2 separate regions of the Homo sapiens genome follow, and region 1 is linked to region 2. Evidence: read pairs that join two places in POLR2A ChIA-PET (ENCODE). Cell type or tissue: MCF 10A. All regions are shown on one strand. Each heading gives the region's core, and the rest is flanking DNA. Links, peaks and the distances in the headings are about the cores only. Region 1 overlaps RERE (arginine-glutamic acid dipeptide repeats). Region 2 overlaps RERE (arginine-glutamic acid dipeptide repeats).

Region 1 (2,805 bases), core at 114-2,613, 150 kb before region 2:
TAACTTGTTCTTCTAAAAATGCTAAAGATAAAAATGGGCCAGACGTGGTGGCTCATGCCTGTAATCCCAGCACTTTGGGAGGCTGAGGTGGGTGATCACTTGAGGTCAGGAGTTCAAGACCAGCCTGGCCAAGATGGTGAAACCCTGTCTCTACTAAAAATACAAAAATTAGCTGGGCATCGTGGCACATGCCTGTAGTCCCAGCTACTCGGGAGACTGAGGTAGGAGAATGAATCACTTGAACCCAGGAGGCGGAGGTTGCAGTAAAGTGAGCCAAGATCAAGCCACTGAGCTCCAGCCTGGGTGACAGAGCAACACCCCGTCTCAGAAAAAAAGATTCTACAAATCTCAATACCAATGATAAGTACTCAAATATGTTGATTTTAAGCATTTATGTCAAAACATGTTGAATACAGTTACATATCTCACATATTTGTTCAACTGAAACTCTAAATCGATTAAAATCTTTTCCCTCAACCCGTGAGACAAGACGGAAACAGGAAGGAAAGAGTATGCAAACCAGTGTAAGAAGTATTCCAGGATTTGGCTGAGTGCGGTGGTTCACACTTGCAATCCCAGCACTTTGGGAGGTCAAAGTGGGTGGATTGCTTAAGTTTAGGAGTTCAAGACCAGCCTGGGCAAGATGGTAAAAGCTCATCTCTATGAAAAATACAAAAATTAGCCAGGTGTGGTGGTGCACACCTGTAGTCCCAGCTACTTGGGGAGGTAGGATTGCCTGAGCCCAGGAGTTTGAGGCTGCAGTGAGCCATAATCTCACCACTGCACTCCAGGCTGGACAACAGAGCGAGATCCTGTCTCAAAAAAAAAAAAAAAAAAAAGACAAGAAATATTCCAGGATTAAGTCATCGGTCCCAGCTAACAATATTCCAGGATTAAGTCACCGGTCCCAGGTAACAATATTCCAGGATTAAGTCACCGGTCCCAGCTAACAATATTCCAGGATTAAGTCACCAGTCCCAGCTAACAATATTCCAGGATTAAGTCACTGGTCCCAGCTAACAATATTCCAGGATTAAGTCACTGGTCCCAGGTAACAATTTAACTGTTCCATCAATATAATCAACCCTGCATTAACTTCCTTTGTTCAGCAAGTGAGCTTAAGCTTGGAAAGCCAATCTTAAAAGTCACACAAAGCTTGTGGAAGTTCACAAGAAGTTTATAAAACACTGAGAAACTCTCTAAATTCATCTAAATTCCTGTAAGAAGTCAAACCTAACTACATCCATGCCATACCCCACAGCAGAGTTGGCAAACTATGGCCAGAAAAGCCATATCTGGCACACCGCCTGCTTCCTGTGGCCTGAGAGAAGAGTTTTCCCATTTTTAAATGGCTGAAAAAGAAAGCAAAAGAAGAATATTTCCTGACACATGAAAATTAAATGAAACTCAAATTTCAATATCCATCAAGTTTTACTGCAGCCCAGCCACTTCATTTATTTCCATGTTGTCTATTGCTTTTATGCCACAATGGCTGAGCTGAGTCACTGCAACAGATACCATGTGAAACATCAGCTGACCCGAAAAGCTTGCCAAAGCCTGCCCTAAAGTTGCTACTAATTTACCTTGAAATAACTGACTTTAGCTATGTAGCTTTGCAAAAAAGACTCCAGGTGGTTTTCCTGAATACCATCTGAGCATCAGAATGGAGAAATTATTGTAACTCATTGTAGTTTTAAGATAAAAGCTACCAAAATCCTAGTATTTTGTTAAAACCATATTACAGTACTTAACAAAAAAAAAGTAGTCTTTCACCACTTTATTTCCAGTGAGGAAAGGGTTTTAAGAATATCAGTAGTCTTACTTCCTATACCACTTAAAAGGCACAAAGTCAGCCATACACACACAAAATGAGCCATTATGGGCATCCTTTTCTTGAAAGAGACAGAAAATACCCAAAGATGCAAATGTCATGGTCATTTTTTTGACATAATTTCTGAAGACATTATGACTGGCTGGAATGTTACCTTCTGCCTCAGAATGAAATCTTCAATATCTTTCTACCCATCTCCTCCCCCTGCCAATGAAGCTGTATAGTAGGAAATTTTTCAGACATACAGAAAATGGAAGAATAGTTCAATGAAAATCTCTATAAATTTTGCCTGGGTTCTCAAGTAATTACACGCTGCCATATCTGCTTCATCCATTTCTCTGTCTTTTCTAGTGGCAGGAATTAAATCTTTAGAAAGTAAACTGCAGACCATCAGAACACTTTTTCCCACCTCAGCTTCCCAAAATGCCAGGATTACAGATGTGAGCCACCACACCTGGCCCATCGGAACATTTCACCCACATACTTCAGCAAACAATACCAGGATAATAATTTCCAAGGAAATGAAGATACAATAATATAGAAACAGCATTAAAAAGTAAATTATCAAAAAAAAAAAAGAGAGAGAGAAGTAAAGCTAGATTAGTGAAGACACGGAGAACCTCTGCAATCTCAACAATCCAGAGCGGACACTGGCATGTTCACTGAGGCCAAAAGAGGAGTCTGATTAATACAGTGACTACTAAAAGATCAGGAGAAATTACTCTCCACCTCCTGCACTCAGTGACTCCTCCTTCACATGGAAGAGCACGTCTCCAGTACTTACCTAAGGGCAGCAGCATGGTAAGTGTCAACGTAATCAGAAATGAAGAGCTCTCGGTTCTTGATAACTGGGTCTGTAATGACAAGTTCTCTTCCAGAGTCTGTCAAAAAATTAATTAAGACGACATTAAAACTGAGTTTCCCAAAACAAGTAAAAAAAATTTGTAAAACTTTTCTTTCACGTTTACCACCCA
Region 2 (2,805 bases), core at 54-2,553:
CCCAAGTCTAACACATGCATAAAAATGTAGAGTTGGTTGTGCTTCTGGAAATAATTGCCCACAGATCAACGTGCTTACATGGGATATTGTTCCCATCTGTAAGGTTTCAAATCATGTCTACTTTAAATTTGGAGTTTCCAGAAAGAGGAAAAAAAAAAAAAAGCCAGAACTCAAAACAGTAATTTTGGCACAGAATTGTGAGGACTTTGTTAAATCTGTTCTCAACTTTTACTCAGTGTCTCAATCTTAAAACACAGAGGCACAAAGGGAAAATGGAATTTCTCTGTAGACACCCGTGTTCATTCACAGACCATTTTTTAGATTTTCCGTGTGGCTGAGAGGCCTCCAGCCAAACAATGCCCACAGAGCGCGGGGCACATGTGCGCCAGGGACGCTTAAGGGCTGCAAGTAAAACAAAGTAACCTATTACAGGAGTTTCCTTCTCAGCAAACAAAAAGTGGTCAAGCAGGTCTCCCTACAGTTTCAGAAAACAAGAGTTGAGTAAACAAGAGAGGAGAAACAAGGAAGACAGCATCCCACACTAAAAAATTCTTTTAACAATTTAAACGTAAAACAATCGTCAAGAGTACCTCCGCATTTTAGCTACTCTGGCAAAATAACAGTAGTTCGGTCCAAGAAGAAAATTTCATTTGTCACTTAAGTAGCCTCAAATCAAGTCCATCAAATTCATTTTATTTTTAAACTTGTTTATTCCACAGTAAAGCAATGAAGTTTCTGATCAAAGAGCGACTTCTGCATTATACTCGGCTTCAAAAGCACTTTCCTTTCAGAAGAAAAAAATAAAAATATATACATATACATGTATTTTTAAATAGTGTTTTCTCTCCCCCCTCAAAAAAATGTTTTCTGTTCGATTTAATTAACTGAGATTTCAAGAGTTTGGGGCTACTTAAAAACTAGTGAGCCCAACAGAAATGCAATGGGACACGGCAAATACTGACTCCCCGTTCCTGGAAAGCCATCATCATTCTTAGGAACACCCGAGTTCCATCTTTCTAGGGTCGGCTGGAACACTCCGTGCACCCACCCCGAGCCCCCCGCCCGCACTTGTCCAACTTTCTGGCCCGAGATTCGCGTCCCCCTCGACGCACGAGGCCGCCGGCCACTTGCCTGCGGCCCGCTGGCGGCGAGAGCTGAGCCCGCGGGCCTGGTCCTCCTCCTCCGGCGCAGGGCCCCGCCAACTCCGGACCCGCGGAAAGGGGCGGCGCAGGCGGGCAGGTGGGGGCCCGGGGAGTGAAGTGCACTTGCTAAAACAAAAGGAGGCCTGAGCGGCCGCAGGGCACCGCGGCGCGGGCGCAGGTCCCGGCGGCTTGGCGGCTCCGGGAGGCGGTGGCCGCGCGGGGCCCCGCCCGCGGCTAGGGAGGCGGCCGCCCTGGCCCGAGCCTGCTGCCCACGGCCGCGGCACTCAGCTCGCACTCCTTCAGCCCGGGAGGCCGGGCCAGCACTGCCACATGCCGGTGACCCAGACGCCGGGAGAGAAAGAGCAGACTCCCCGCGACGGCGGCGGCCGGCAAAACCCGGGCTGGAGCCCAGCCCGCTCCGCGCGCACCCCTGCTGGCCGCCGCCGCGGGCGCGCGCACACACAATGCCAGCTGCAATTTTATCTCCTTCGTTGCTTGGCCAGCCTCCACCCGCTCCAATCCTCCCTCCCCTCCGACAGCCGGAACTGGGAGCCTGCGTGATTGATGGCAGCTCTTAATAGCGTGGTCAGCTAGAAAATGCATCTGCAAGCAAGATATTAAAGAGGCAGCGCATCCCTGTGAGTGATCAGCATTTCACACATCCTAGAGCTGCCTCTGCTTCTGCCAGGAATATTAATGCCAACCACCTCTGACGTCTAATAAATGCAGATGAAACAACCAACAATCACAGACAAGCTAAACATTTATTTCAAAGATGCACCGGGAGAAAGCAGCATTGTTTCGTGTCAAAGAACACTTCTGACCCCAGTTTTCCTTACACATTAAGAATTCTCTGCAAGCCATTTGTTTAAAAATCTCACCAATCCCTTTTCCACAAGTAAATAAAGATCCATCTGTTAGACAAGACATAGCTTAAATTGTGCATGATTGAAATTCATCTAATAAGGAAGCAAAATAAGTGCACATTCCTTACCATGTGGCTTTAAATAAACATATAACCTACCAGCTACCAGATTCCAAACTCCCTCATTAATTCAATTTTTATGTGAATCTTAACAGATTACCAACTGTTAATTTCAAACTAATTTCTTACCCACCCACAATTAATTCTGGTAAAAAATATATATATCAACTTGCTAAATTTTATTAAAATTAAAGTACATTTAAAGCATGTATTCTCTAGTGGTGATAGCCAAGATCATTTTGTCCTCCCAAAGACATTGTATAGGAATTTTTTAAATGTATTCCTATAAAATACAAATTCTAACTATTAAGTTCACTCAGTGTCAACCCAAATTAGAAAGGTACAAGCTGAAAATTTAAATGATTACTTCTGGTATCTTCACTATTACACCTTTCCCCTTCCAGGCAAGTTTCATGGAACTCTCAAATAGCTTCATAAATGTTAATTAGACTTTCCAAGGCCCTATAAAGTGGCTGCATTATCAGGTACTCTCTTTCCAATAAACAGAGAAATTTAGACAGATTAAAGTGATTTGCCTATAGTCTCTCAACAAGATGGGGGTGGGGCCAGGCTGAATAGAACCCAGGGGTCCTGCTTTGTTGCCACAGACAGCCAAACAGACATGCACATGCATGTTTGCTATTTAAAGATAACTCTGCTGGTCTCTCTTTAAAGACA

What was found. ChIA-PET counts read pairs that join two places held together with the same protein. Peaks named below come from ENCODE experiments on the same cell type or tissue, not always from the same donor. Only the 100,000 strongest peaks of a DNase experiment are listed, where the experiment ranks them.
Region 1: POLR2A ChIA-PET joins it to region 2 with 10 read pairs; 4 of 35 experiments call an interaction of 5 or more read pairs at or near these places.

The regions. Positions count from the first base shown.
Region 1 is chr1:8,553,860-8,556,664 of GRCh38, forward strand. It overlaps RERE (arginine-glutamic acid dipeptide repeats), which reads right to left. Exons shown (of 23, transcript NM_001042681.2): 6 at 2,616-2,712. Among named protein-coding and RNA genes, the nearest start is that of SNORD128, 60 kb to the left of the region's middle. In MCF 10A, for the core only: no CTCF peak of the experiment used is centred there; a DNase peak (open chromatin) is centred at 1,522.
Region 2 is chr1:8,701,924-8,704,728 of GRCh38, forward strand. The region is part of intron 1 of RERE (arginine-glutamic acid dipeptide repeats); the gene reads right to left. Among named protein-coding and RNA genes, the nearest start is that of RERE, 110 kb to the right of the region's middle. RefSeq lists a silencer at 1,111-1,730. In MCF 10A, for the core only: no CTCF peak of the experiment used is centred there; a DNase peak (open chromatin) is centred at 1,578.